Linked DNA regions of Homo sapiens: all the other regions are linked to region 1. Evidence: chromatin contacts called from ENCODE Hi-C or POLR2A ChIA-PET data. All regions are on one chromosome and are shown on one strand. The core of a region is the stretch at or near the end of the contact, and the rest is flanking DNA. Distances in the headings are between cores, read along the strand shown.

The links. Hi-C counts contacts between places; a loop is a spot of excess contacts on that map. ChIA-PET counts read pairs that join two places held with the same protein, here RNA polymerase II (POLR2A). Pooled maps may share reads with other maps.
Region 2: a loop to region 1 is called in a map of CD8-positive, alpha-beta T cell, with 7 times the contacts of the local background. The contact joins the promoter of RABEP2 here to the enhancer-like site in region 1. A Hi-C loop is called at or near these places in 1 of 168 maps with a recorded cell type or tissue (CD8-positive, alpha-beta T cell), 1 of 37 single-sample maps with no recorded cell type and 8 of 50 pooled maps.
Region 3: a pooled map shows a loop between it and region 1 (2.5-fold over the local background). The contact joins two enhancer-like sites. A Hi-C loop is called at or near these places in 1 of 168 maps with a recorded cell type or tissue (B cell) and 4 of 50 pooled maps. POLR2A ChIA-PET finds 5 or more read pairs at or near these places in 1 of 52 experiments (activated T-cell).

What each region holds. Positions count from the first base shown.
Region 1 is chr16:28,139,122-28,143,794 of GRCh38, reverse strand. The region is part of intron 9 of XPO6 (exportin 6); the gene reads left to right. Among named protein-coding and RNA genes, the nearest start is that of XPO6, 71 kb to the left of the region's middle. RefSeq lists an enhancer at 2,120-2,169. Within about 2 kb of position 2,659, at least 14 of the 41 ENCODE cell types and tissues checked have a DNase peak (open chromatin) inside an H3K27ac peak, as active enhancers do; they include B cell and CD8-positive, alpha-beta T cell, where a contact is called at or near this core.
Region 2 is chr16:28,922,992-28,927,664 of GRCh38, reverse strand. It overlaps RABEP2 (rabaptin, RAB GTPase binding effector protein 2), which reads left to right and starts at 2,427. Exons shown (of 13, transcript NM_024816.3): 1 at 2,427-2,562; 2 at 3,050-3,262. The coding sequence starts at 2,502. RefSeq lists enhancers at 1,384-1,967, 2,946-3,175, 3,206-3,295 and silencers at 2,186-2,535, 2,566-2,785.
Region 3 is chr16:27,406,728-27,411,400 of GRCh38, reverse strand. All of the region lies in intron 1 of IL21R (interleukin 21 receptor), which reads right to left. Among named protein-coding and RNA genes, the nearest start is that of IL21R, 6.9 kb to the right of the region's middle. RefSeq lists enhancers at 3,034-3,173, 3,194-3,323, 3,334-3,473. Within about 2 kb of position 2,733, at least 7 of the 41 ENCODE cell types and tissues checked have a DNase peak (open chromatin) inside an H3K27ac peak, as active enhancers do; they include B cell, where a contact is called at or near this core.

The DNA.
Region 1 (4,673 bases), core at 1,410-3,909:
CGTGGTGGCAGGCATCTGTAATCCCAGCTACTTGGGAGGCTGAGGCAGGAGAATCTCCTGAACCCGGGTGGCAGAGGTTGCAGTGAGCCAAGATCATACCACTGGACTCCAGCCTAGGCGACAGAATGAGACTGTTTAAAAAAACAAAAACAAAGTACAAATGAGAGATGTGAAGAATATGGTCCTGTTGAGAAAATATATACTAGCAGATTATTAGTATTAAACACACACTTTTGCAGATCATTATACTAATAGAGCAGTGGTATAGAGAATTTAAATTCTTTTTTTGCTTTAGGCTAGCCGTGTTACTTTTGGTCAAGTTATATGCTGATCACATTTCCTCTTGCAAAATGGACGTACTTAACACTTCTCTTGCAGGATGGTTAGGATTCAAGGAAATCATGTATGTAAAATACCTGGCACAGCATCTAGATGTATTAGGCACTCAGTAAATGGTCACAGTGATGACAACAGCAATGATGAATAATAGAAGATGTTACTGCCTTTAGACTGTGGTTGTGACTGTAGCGTTAGGTGGCATGGCCCCTGGACAGTCTAAAGGCCTTTAGCCCACCTGCAGATGTTTACCTGCCTGCCCTGGCATCTGTTGTCTAATGTCACAGTTGTCAGTTGTTCTGGCTGACCACTTGAAACAGTGGGAATTTTTCTCATTGATCATGTGATTATCATCCTAAATGAGGCTTTTTAATTTTTCATGATTTATTCTTTTTTAAACATAACACTTTCATATAATGCCTTTATGCCTTTGAAAAATAAAACAACAGGCCAAGTGCCATTGCTCATTCTTGTAATCCCAGCACTTTGGGAGACTGAGGCAGGAGGATCACTTGAGGGCAGGAGTTTGAGACCAGCCCGGCCTACATAATGAGACCCTGTCTCTACAAAAACTTAAAAAACAAATTAGCCAGACATGGTAGTGTGCACGTGTAGTTCCAGCTCCTTGTGGGGACCAAGGTGGGAGGATCACTTGAGCCCAGGAGTTTGAGACCAGCCTGGGCAACATAGCAAGACTCTGTCTGTACAAAAAATACAAAAATTATCCAGGCATGGTGGTGCATGCCTGTAGTCCCGGCTACTCAGGAGGCTGAAGCAGGAGGACTGCTTAAGCCCAGGAGTTGGAGGCCACAGTGAGCTATGATCATGCCATTGCACTCCAGCCTGGGCGACAGAGCAAGACTCTGTCTCTAAAATAAAATAAAACAACAACAACAACAAAAACCCCTCCAAGCTCCTCTGGTTAGTGCTGTTAAATAGTAACCACCGTCTGGGGAACTGCATGTCCTGTCAGATACCCCTTAGTGGTCTAAGACAGTAGACTACAAAGAACATGTGTTAGTCCAGTGGGCTGCACAAAGAAAATATTTCAACTTCAGCTTATAATTTTTTCTGTAACCCTTAACATTCACCACTCCAGACTATGAGAGACTCTTAATATATCAGAGATATGCTGTTTTGCAGGAGCAGCTGCTGAAGAACACTGGCTTCTGGTGATGACCACATTTATGTTAACTAAGAGCATGCACATGTGATCAAATGTTTGTCAACTGATAAAATATACCAGAGAGAAGTTGGGATGTTCTGGAATCATATTTCAGAAGCAACTAATCTTGCAGGAAGTAGTCAAAAATGTTTTCTTGCTGTCTTAAATGGGAAATGTAGGTGTGGTTAAGTCACAAAGGCAGCACTCATTTCCTGTCCCCTGTGGTTTAAAGGTTTTGCATCATTCATCACAACAAAGTGGTAAGCATTGTAGGCTACAAATTTAGAAGCACAAATATACATAGATTTATTTTTGGTCCTAGGAGCTTGGAAATTGGAGCTCTGCATGCTCACTTGCCTGGTCAGGAGCGCAGTGGCGCGATCTTGGCTCGCTGCAAGCTCCGCCTCCTGGGTTTACACCATTCTCCTGCCTCAGCCTTCCGAGTAGCTGGGACTACAGGTGCCCGCCACCACGCCCGGCTAATTTTTTGTATTTTTATTAGAGACGGGGTTTCACCGTGTTAGCCAGGGTGGTCTCGATCTCCTGACCTCATGATCCACCCGCCTCGGCCTCCCAAAGTGCTGGGATTACAGGTGTGAGAGGAATTTCTTGATGAGAGACTGTGGGGACTTGAGAGAGCCTGAGCCCCAGTGTTAATGGGGTAAATGTTCTGTAGCCATTCCTGCAGAGTGGAATGGCCGATGGGGTAGATCATCCTGATCTGTATTTTGAGGTGGTGGCATGGAAAGGCCCGGATTTTCCTTTCCCTTTCCTTGTTTGTGCTTTTGGATGGTTGTGCCTTCCTCACAGATTGTTGAGAAAGTGGGATGAACTAATGAGCGTAAAGTGCCTTGGCTGACAGTAGGTGCTCAGCAAATAAGCATTGGTTCACCTCCCCTTTCTCTCTCACTTCCGGCTCTTTGTGCTTGTCAATGTGAAGGGAGTCACCTGTGTAGAAACTTATTTTTACAGGAAGGTGAAGAAACCTGAGTGTGTGAAGCAACCTAAAGTCATTGTGTCATGTTCTGTGAGCCTCTTTGTGACTAGACTTCTGGCAAGTGCTGGCCACAAACCAACGTAGGGATTCTGGTGACATTAGATAGGACTGTAAACAAATGTGAGTGAGGGTGAGAAAAACTGCTCCTTGCTTTTTGGAGTGGGTGAACCTGCTTAATAAAGAGGAAGTGCCACTGTTACACATGACATTGTGGTGCAATAAAGGTGTGAACTAGGTTTAGATCAGAGCTCTAGCAGCTTTCTAGTTCTTGCTCTTGACTGCCCCACAGGGCAAGTGAATAGAGTCTTAGTTGCTTTATTGAGTTGAAAAAGCTATCCAGGAATATGCTTCAATCCTTTGTATTTACCTGACTTGGAATTTTGTCTGTTTATCACCTGTGTGTTTTTCATTCATTTCTTTGTTCATTTGTTCTTTATTCATATATATTTTATTGAGCACCTACTATGTAGTTGCCTTAACATGTATAATTTTATTTAACTCTCAGAACTTGAGGCTTATAGGCTTATCTCTGTGGTGTATATAAGCATTTAATGCTGTAAATTTCCTTCTAAGCCCTGCTTTAGCTTTATCCCTCAAAAAAAATTTTTTTTTTTTTTTTTGAGACGGGGTCTCACTCTGTCACCAGGCTGGAGTGCAGTGGCGTGATCTTGGCTCACTGCAACCTCTGCTTCCCGGGTTCAAGCAATTCTCCTGCCCCAGCCTCCCGAGTAGCTGGGATTACAGGCACAAACCACCACACTCAGCTAATTTTTGTATTTTCAGTAGAGACAGGGTTTCACCATGTTGGTCAGGTTGGTCTCAATCTCATGACCTTGTGATCCGCCCGCCTTGGCCTCCCAAAGTGCTGGGATTACAGGCGTGAGCCACCACGCCCGGCTATCCTTCAAATTTTAATGTTACATTTTAATTTTCATTTGATTTAAAATATTTTCTAATTTCTTTGGAGATTTCCTGTTTAGTTTCCGAATATTTGGGGATTTTCCATATACCTTTTTGTTATTGTTTTCTAGTTTAATTTGTACATGTCTTTTTTTTTTTTTTTTTGAGATGGGGTCTTGCTCTGTCACCCAGGCTGGAGTGCAATGGTGTGATCTCGGCTCACTGCAACCTCCACCTCCCAGGTTCAAGCGATTCTCCTGCCTCAGCCTCCCAAGTAGCTGGGATTACAGGTGCCCGCCACCACGCCTGGCTAATTTTTGTATTTTTAGTAGAGACAGGGTTTTGCCACGTTGGCCAGGCTGGTCTGGAACTCCTGACCTCAGGTGATCCGCCTGCCTTGGCCTCCCAAAGTGCTGGGATTACAGGCGTGAGCCACTGCGCCCAGCCTGTACATGTTGTCTTTATCCTACTTATTCTATCAGTTACTGAGAGGGGGGTGAATTCTCCAAAAATAATTTTGGATTTGTCTGTCTCCTTTTAGTTTGATCAGTTTTTGCTTCATTTATTTTGAGACTCTGTTAGTTGCATACACATTTAGTTTTCTTTTCCAGTGTGTCTATTGAGTGTTGGACCACATTTCTTTATGTGGGTTTTTTTGGTGGTTGCTCTGGGTATTACAGTATATATACTTAACTTTTCAGAGTCACATTTTACCACAAGGGTGGTATGGAAACCTTACCACCATATAGATTAGAGTCCTTTAGCCTCTCTTCTTTATATTGAGGTTTTACATATACATACTTGGAAAACCCCACCAGACAGTGTTCTAATTTATACACGTACCCATCATTCATATTTTATAGCTCTTAAGAAGAAAGAAGTAGTCTATTAGATTTACCCAGACATTGCCATTTCTCTTGCTTTTCCTTCCTTCTTGAAGTTCCAGGTTTCTTTCTCATATTGTTTACCTTCTCTATTAGTTAGATTGGGCTACCATAACAAAATACCACAGGCTGGCCTTAAACAACAGAAATTTATTTTCTCTTAGTTTTGGAGTCTAGAAGTTCCACTTCAAGATGCTGGCAGATTCTGTTTCTGTGAGCTCTCTTGGTAGCTTGCAGATGGCGCCTTCTCTCTGAATGCTCACGTGGCCTTTCTTGTGTGCATGTGAGGAAAGGGAGGGAGAGAACCCTTGTGTCTCTTCATCTTCTCATAAGGGCAACAGTCCTATTGGATTAAGGCCCTACTCTTTGACCTCACATAACTTTATTACCT
Region 2 (4,673 bases), core at 1,178-3,677, 780 kb before region 1:
TTGCTCTGCTGCCCAGGCTGGAGTGTAATGGCATGATCTCAGCTCACTGCAACCTCTGCCTCCCGGGTTCAAGCAATTCTCCTGCCTCAGCCTCCCAAGTAGCTGGGACTATAGGCGCATGCCACCATGCCCGGCTAATTTTTTGTATTTTTAGTAGAGACAGGGTTTCACCATGTTAGCCAGGATGGTCTTGATCTCCTAACCTCGTGATCCGCCCTCCTCAGCCTCCCAAAGTGCTGGGATTACAGGCGTGAGCCACCGTGTCCGGCCATGCCCAGCTAATTTTTTAATTTTTTGTAGAGATGAGGTCTCACTATGTTGTTCAGGCTGGTCTCGAACCCCTGGGCTCAAGTGATCCTCCTGCCATTGGCCTCCTAAAGTGCTAGCATTATAGGCATAAGCCACCACACTCAGCCAGAGGTGGTTATTTTAGTTAGGGTGATCAGGGAAGGCCTCACTGAGGAGGTAACATTTGAGCCGAGACCTCAGCTCCAAGCTTGGTGGAAAACACTTGGTTTTATACTTGATGAAAAAGTAAGTGCGTGTTTAGTTTTGTTCAAAACTGCCATACTCTTTTTGCAGAGTGGCTATACCATTTCACATTCCCATCAACAAAATATGAGAAACCTAGTTTCTCCACATACTCACCAGCATTTGGTGTTAGCATTCTTATTTTAGCCATTCCAAGAAGTGCGTAGTGATGAAAGCAATTGTGGTTTTAATTTGTATTTCCCGAATAAATAGCTAATGATGTTTAACATCTTTTCATGCACATATTGCCACCTGTGACAGCAGTGAAATATCCGTTCATATCCTTTGTCCATTTTCTTTATTTCAAGTTCTGGGGTACATGTGCACGATGTGCAGGTTTGTTACACAGGGAAACATCTGCCATGGTAGTTTACCGCACCCATTAACCCATCACCTAGGTATCAAGCCCAGGATGCATTAGCTACTCTTGCTGATGCTCTCCCTCCCCCCTCCCAACACCCACCCCACAGGCCCCCATGTGTGTTGGTCCCCTCCCTGTGTCCATGTGTTCTCATTGTTCAGCTCCCACTTATAAGTGAGAACATGCATGTTTAGCTTTCTGTTGCTGCATTAATTTGCTGAGGATAATAGCTTCTAGCTTCATCCATGTCCCTGCAAAGGACATGATCTCGTTCCTTTTTATGGCTGTATAGTATTCCATGGTGTATATGTACCACATTTTCTTTATCCAGTCTATCATTGATGGGCATTTGGGTTGAGTCCATGTCTTTGCTATTTTGAATAGTGCTTCAATGAACATACTCGTGCATGTATCTTTGTAATAGAATGATTTATATTCCTTTAGGTATATACCCAGTAATGGGATTTCTGGGTCAAATGGTATTTCTGGTTCTAGGTCTTTGAGGAATCACCACACTGTCTTCCACAATGGTTGAACTAATTTACATTCCCACCAACAGTGTAAAAGCGTTCTACCTTTGGCCATTTTCAAACTGCATTATCTGTTTTACAAAAATCGCTCCAGCTGCTTTACGGAGAATTAATTAATTAAAGGGTGGAGTCGACACTGCGGAAGTTCAGGAGAAGTGATGGGAGCTGGGACGGAGTGTTAGCGCTGGAGATGGAGAAAAAGGGGCACATTCTGGAATAGTCAGCACATTGGAAGTAGAGTTTACGGGACTTGCAGGAGGACACGTAGAATCAAGGACTTCCAGGTTCCTGGCGTGTCCTTTACAGAGGGAAAAAAGGTTTGAGGGAAGGGGAACCAAGGCTCTGGACATAAATCTGAATTGCCTGTCACCGTCCGGGTGGAGGTCACAGATAAAGAGCCTGATCTAGACACAGGCGGAGAGGAGAGGAGGGATTTGAGGGCGTTGGGAGGAGGAAAGGGGGGCCAGCAGGAAGCGGTGACTGGCTGAGTAACAAAATGGGGGTGGGGACGTGCAAGTTTCAGACTCCGACTAACTACGCGGGGACTCCGAGGCGCTCAGAAAAATGAAGCCGACCCGGCCCTGCCCCGAGGGACGCTCCAAGAGGGCGGAGGTGCAGGGAGGGCCCCGCCACAATTCGCGGTAACGCAAGCCAGGCTCGGGCGGAAGGGCGGCCGGAGCCGATCAAAGGCTGGCTCCGGGCAGGGGCAGCGAGGGAGCGAGGGGGAGCTCTCCGCAGGCCGGTGTCCCGGAGGAGGCATAATTGGAGCAGGGCTTCCAAGGTCACGGAGAGACGCCGGGCAAGACCTCTTAAGGATCCTCTTCCGGGCTTGAAAGGCAGGCGTCCTCCCGAACCGCGCGACCCAGCCAAGAAGAGCCGGGGCGGGGCCGGGGCCGGGGCCGGGGGCCGACTCGGGAATCTTCGGCCGAGGCTCGGCAATCCCCCCATCCTCCGTCCGGGGCCTCCAGCCCGGGGCCGATCCGGAAACAGCCGAGCGGATCCGGAAACAGCCGAGAGGACCCGGAAGCGGTGCGCTCCGTCACCAGGGAGTGCGGGAATCCGCCGTTTGCGCTGAGGCAATGGCGGCAGCTGCGCCGGTGGCCGCGGACGACGATGAGCGGCGGCGGCGGCCGGGGGCTGGTACGTGAGGGGGCGTCCGTGCAAGCGGGGAACGGTGATGCTGGGGGCGGGGCCGAGCCAGCCACCTGCGGATGGGGGGTGGAGAGGGATGATGGAGGAAGGGGCGGGGCCACGCCGTCGGGAAAGGGGGCGGGGCCTACAGCCACAGGCAAAAGGGGGCGTGGCCCGGCCATTGAAGGGGTAGGGCCAGTGACAGGTGCGAAGTGGGGCCCGGTGAGGAAGGGGCGCGGCCACTAGGAGGGCGGGGCCAGGTGGGACCGAAGAGAGGACTGAGTGAAACTGGCCACCGCGAAGAGATGGAGTGTAGGCAGCACCCGGCAGAGCGAGTGGGAAGGGGGCGGGGCAGGGGCGGGGCCAGGTGAGCCGGGCGGGCCCAGGTGAAGGAGGCCCCAGATGAAGGCAACAGTACTAGGTTGCAGGACTTGCTAAGCCGGTAGGTGGCCTGGGGTAAGAGATGGGAAGAGAGGCTGATCCCTGTCCCCCACAGCACTGGAGGACTCCCGGTCCCAGGAAGGGGCAAATGGTGAGGCCGAGTCAGGTGAGCTCAGCCGGCTTCGGGCTGAGCTGGCAGGCGCCCTGGCAGAAATGGAAACCATGAAGGCTGTGGCAGAGGTGAGCGAGAGCACGAAGGCCGAGGCTGTGGCTGCGGTGCAGCGGCAGTGCCAAGAGGAGGTGGCCTCGCTGCAGGCCATCCTGAAAGGTGAGACGCGGGACTCACCTAGACTCCCCATCAACCCCATACTGGGGAGTGCATGACGAGAAAGGGATTGGGGGCACAGATAAGCTATGGGATAGGTTAGCAGGGCTGCCTGGCACAGGGCATGCCTATGGCCCAGAGGAAGGGCCGCCCTTTTAAAATTTGCATAGAGGCCCTCCATGTGATAGCAGCAGCTCTGTCAGTTATAGCTAAGTTTAGCTCCCAGCTTCTATCTGTTGCCTTGTCCCATGTCATTTCTTGTCCCTCACTGATGATTGATCAACCCTGAAGATGGGCGAGAAACTTCTCAGTTCCCCAAACCAACCTCATTTTAGTCTGGACTTCTGGGAAATAGAATCAGCCCTGGCCCAGTCTCTGTGAGTCTAATGCTCTGCTCTCTAGCCTTCCCCAGACACTCCCCCCTCCACCCCACGCCATGCACCAGCTTCCCCACCTCCGCCCCACGTTCTTTGTACTTGGTCCTCTGGCCCCAGACGCCCCAGCTGCTGATCCTGTTTTCTACTCTCCTTCCTCTAGCAGAAGCCAGAGACTCTGAAACAGATGTCAGAGCTGCCCCCGCTGCTATGCCCCTGCTGCGGTGGGGCTCTCGTCAACTCTCTCCTGGACTTTTGTCCCAACCTTCTCACAGATCTTCCTCTATAGTGTGGCCTTGACATTGGCTTCCAGAGTAAACTTCCTAAAATTCCCTTCCCAACATGCGATTTCCCTTTCTAACAGCTGCTGGTGGCTGGAGACTTCTCTGGGGCTGTATTTCCCACATTTCAGGATCCACCTGCCTGTGCAATGTAGACACATCCTTGTACAACTTACTGTGCTGTTTACTTAATATTTGTTCTTTAAATAGATCCACATTTTAAAAGTTTACATACATTTATTAAGGGAAACTTGTTATATCTACTATATAAGAAAAGCCAGGTGTGTCCTAAATAATAACAATAGCTAGCTTTTTTTTTTTTTCTTGAGTCAATAAGAGTTTCACTCTGTCGCCCAAGCTGGAGTGCGTCACAGCACGCTGGTGTGATCTCAGCTCACTGCAACCTCCACCTCCTGGGCTCAAGCAGATCCTCCTACCTCAGCCTCCCAAGTAGCCAAGACTACAGGTGCATGCCACCATGCCTGGCTAATTTTTAGTATTTTTTTGTAGAAACAGGGTCTCTCTATGTTACCCAGACAGGTCTTGAACTCCTGAGCTCAAACGATCTGCCTGCCTTGGCCTCCCAAAGTGCTGGGATTACAGGTGTGAGCCACCGCGCCTGGCCAGGTAGCATGTTTTGAGCACTCACTATGTGCCAGGCACTGAGCTAAATGCTTTATGAGTAACTAATCTTCATAACAAACTCTGTGAGGCAGGAACTATTACCCATCTCCATTTTACAGAGGAAGCTCTGAGGCC
Region 3 (4,673 bases), core at 1,484-3,983, 730 kb after region 1:
AGCATACGAAAAGATGCTCAATATCACTAATCATCAGGGAAATACAAATTAAAACTACAATGAGATATCATCTTGCACTTGTTAGGATGGTTATTATAAAAAAAAAGAAAAGAACAAATGGTGGTGAAGATGTAGAGAATTGAAACCCTTGTGCACTTTTAGTGGGATTGTAAAATGATGCGAAACTTTAAAAAATTTTTTTAATTAAAAAAATAGAAATACCAGACATATATCCAAAAGAAATAAAAACAGCATCTCAAAGAGATATTTGCACACCTGTTTCTGCAGCATTATTTACAATAGCTAAGATGAGCAAGTAACCTAAATTTATTGATAGGTGAATGGATAAAGAAAATGTAGTACATACATAATGGAATATTATTCAGACTTTAAAAAGGAGGAAGTCCTGTCATATGTTACGACATGGATGCTTCTTGAGGACATTCTGCAAAGTGAAATAAACCAATTGCAAAAAAACAAATACTGCATTGTATCACTTATATGATGTATGTAAAGTAATCAATCTCATAGAAACAGAAAGTGGAATGCTGATTGCCAGGGACTGGGGGAGGGAGAAATGAAAAGTTGTTTTTCAATGGGTATAGAGTTTCACCCATGCAATAGGAAAAAGTTCTAGAGATCTCTTGTAAACCAATGTGCATACAGTTTACAATATTGTACTGCACATCTAAAAATTGTTAAGGGTAAAAAAGATCTACTGGTTAATAAAATCCAAACCCGGGACACTATACTTTGCACTACAATACCCTCTCTTGTTAGATTAGCAAAGGAAAGGATCCATAAACATTACAAAAGCAAAGAAAGGCAGGAAGCCCTCAACTGGTGGTCAGTTGAAGTGGGCTGGGTTTGATAGCTATTTCTTTTAACATCTGGAACTTTAGCTTTAAAAAGTGTTAATAAAGTTGTAAAGTATAAAAACTCATTATATTTCTGTACACTACAAACAGTCAAGAAATTTTAAAATTATGCCATTTACATCAGCATCAAAAAATCAAATATCCGAGAAGAAATCTAATGAAAGATGTACAAGACTTTTTTTTTTTTTTTGAGATGGAGTCTTGCTCTGTCACTCAGCTCTGTCACTAGAGGCACAGTCTCTGCTCACTGCAACCTCCGCCTCCTGGGTTCAAGCAATTCTGCCTCAGCCTCCTGAGTAGCTGGGATTACAAGCATGCACCACCACACTCAGCTAATTTTTGTATTTTTAGTGGAGACAGGGTTTCACCACATTGGCCAGGCTGGTCTCGAACTCCTGACCTCAAAAGATCCACCCACCTTGGCCTCCCAAAGTGCTGGGATTACAGGTGTCAGCCACTGCACCTAGTTGATGTACAAGACTTCTACACAGAAACCTACAAGACATTACTAAGAAAAATTAGAGAAAACATAAATAAGTGGTGGTACATACTATGTTCATGGATTGGAAAATTTAATACTTTAAGGATGCTAGTCCCCCCCAAATTGAAGTAAAGTTTCAGTAAAATCCAAAGTTTCAAGAAAAAAATCTCCAGCAAGATTTTCTTTGGTGGAAATTGACAAGATAGTTCTAAAATTTATATAGAAATACAAAGGACTGAAAATAGTTTAGACAATTTTGAAGAAGAATGTCAAGATTTATAAAGTAATTTAGAAAGTATGGCATTGTTGCAAGGAAAAACAAACTAACCAATGGAAAAGAACAGAAACAGTAGAAATAAACTCATGTATTCAACCACTTGATTTTCAGTAAGTCACCAGTGCAAGGCAGTGGAGAGAAAACATGTTTTCTTAAATGATGGTATATTAATTGAATATTCATATGGAAAAAGTAAACCTTGACCCCTACCTTACACCATACAGAAAAATAAACTACAGATAGACTGTAGACCTAAATGTGAAAGGTAAAACAGTAAATCGTCTAGAAGAAAACACAGAATAATATTTTTATCACTTTATTGCAGGCAACACTTCTTAAACAGCACATAGAAAGTTCTGGTCATAAAGAAAGATTTATAAATAAACTTCATGAAAATTAAGATTTTTTATTGATCAAAAGTTTCCATTAAGAGAATGGAAAAGAAACTGAAAGAGGAAGAGGGAAAGAATTATATATATATGTAAATTTATAATAAAATATAAATATAAAAATATTTATTTATAAATATTATATATATTTATAAAATATAAATTATATATAATAAACATATATAATTTATTTTTATAAATATATATATGGAGAGAGAGAGAAATAAACACAATTCCAAGTGCTGAAAAGGATACAGAGTAACTAAACTCTCTGTCTCTACTCAATATTCTGGTAAGAGTGTAAATCGACACAACCACTTTGGAAAACTTCTGCTGAGCAGAGACTCAACATTTCCACTTCCAAGTTATATAACCAAAGAGAAATGCAAGCATATGTGCCCAAGCAGACATGTACCAGCATGTTCATAGCAGCCATTATTTACAACCTCCCCACACTGGAAAGAACCCAAGTTCTTGGTTTCCCTGTATCTTTTTTCTGTCACACGATTGAGGAATGGGATGCGTCTAGTTCCTCAAGTCGGCCATTCTCTGCAATGTGACCCAGGTAGGGACATGGGGCTGAAAGTGAAAGGTGGGTAGTGTGGTAAAAGTAAAATGGCCCTATTTCCTATAGGGATCACAAAGAAATGAGGTGGGCGAAGAGGGACTCCCCAGAAGTGCCAGGAACAGGAGCCAACAGGTCACCAGAAGAGGAAGTGTTAAGGCGGAGGGACTTCCCGAGAGGGAACACAGAAGAAAGAACTCCTAAAGTTATCCAGGGTCTTCAAGGACTTCTGCCCACCTGCTCTCCTGCTGGTCCTCCTCTCTGACCTTCCTGCTATAGCTACAGAGCTGTGGTTCCTCCAACTCCATTCTTACTCCAACCGTGTCATTCCATGGCTCTCTGTTATCCACAAAAGAAAAACCCCAAATTCCTTGTCTGGTATTCAAGGCATTTCGGGATCTAGCCCCCAGTATTCATACTGGACTTCAGGCTCATCAGACCACTGACAGCCTCACCAACATGCTCCATTCACCTGGCTTGCACACCTGTGCATGTGCTGTTTTAGCCACGGAAACTATCTGCCCTTTTTGACTGACTGTTAGCCTCCTACTCAGTCTTCAAAATCCCATTCAAATGGCAGCTCCTCTGTCAATCTTTGACCTCTCCAAAGAGCATGAGTCACTCCTTCCTCTGGGGTCCACCCTCCACATAGTACATAGCTCATGGTGTTTTCATCTATATTCTGGGCACCATCTAGGCAGGGACAGTGTGTTTCTTTGTTACTGCTGAATCCCCAGTAACTAACCAGTGCCTACAGTGGGTGCTCAAAACATTTGCTACATGAGTGACTAAATGAAAGAGAATGCTTTCTATGGAAACGAATTGTGAACAAACATTATCCTCAATGTTAAGACCTATGTAGACCGTACACTCCAAAGTTAAATCTTACCCTTTTTGACCCATTTTTCTGGAGCTTTAGGGGATTGAGAGCCTTATGTATTTGGTGAGGATACGTTTTTTGTTGTTGTTTGTTTTGTTTTGTTTTTGAGATGGAGTCTTGCTCTGTTGCCCATGCTGGAGTGCAGTGGCACGATCTTGGCTCACTGCAACCTCCGCCTCCCGGGTTCAAGTGAGTCTCCTGCCTCAGCCTCCCAAGTAGCTGGGATTACAGGCATGGGCTACCAAGCTTGGCTAACTTTGTATTTTTAGTAGAGACAGGGTTTCACCATGTTGGTCAGGCTGATCTCAAACTCCTGACCTCAGGTGATCCACCCTCCTTGGCCTCCCAAAATACTGGGATTACAGGCATGAGCCACCGCACCTGGCCGAGGATAAAAGCTTTAATGCTTCAATCTTTTTTTCCTGCATCAGGGCCTTTGGACATGCCTTTCCCTCTGCCTAGAATGCTTTTCCCCCAGCTTCTTTCCTTTCTCATCCTCAGGTTTCAAGTTCAGTGTTGCCTCTTCAAAGAGGCAACCCTATCTGAACTGGGTCTACGCCACAGATCTCTGTAGCCCACATCCCCTAGTTTGTCTCCTTCATAGCAGGTGTAAGATGAGGAATCGTTTTGTAAATGTCTCTGTGTATGTGTTTGTAACTTGTTTCTGTACTGAAGCATGAGCTCTCAGAGGCTGGGTAATTGACCTATTTTGTTCAGCACAGTATCCCTAGTGCAGAGAAGGGGACCTGTAGGTGCCCCATAAGTAGCTGAAGAAGAATGTTAAGTGAATGAATGAATGAGGCTAAAAATGGAGACAGCCCCTAAGAGGTCCTGCTTTCCTCATTAGCTTCCTCACTGTCCCCAGAAACTCCCCCCAGACCCACCTCAGGCAACATCTTCTGCTTCCAGAGTGTGAATAATCATGACTAATGTCATCAGATTAGTAACAAGGAACTTTCAGAGAAGGACAGTGGGCTGCCCAGGGTCACACAGCAAGTTCTCATCTCAGTGGGTTCTCAGGCTGGGGAAGAACTAGCCCAGTGGCCCTGGGTCAGAAAGCAGACTCTGCCATTCACTCACAGTGGGAACTTGGCCGTATCTCTGCCTTTCTTTGAGCCTCAGCTTTCCTCATCTGTGGAATGGGGGCAGCAGGCTTAGCCTGGATGCGGAGTGTGAGGCAGGTTAGTGTGGTTAGTATTAGGT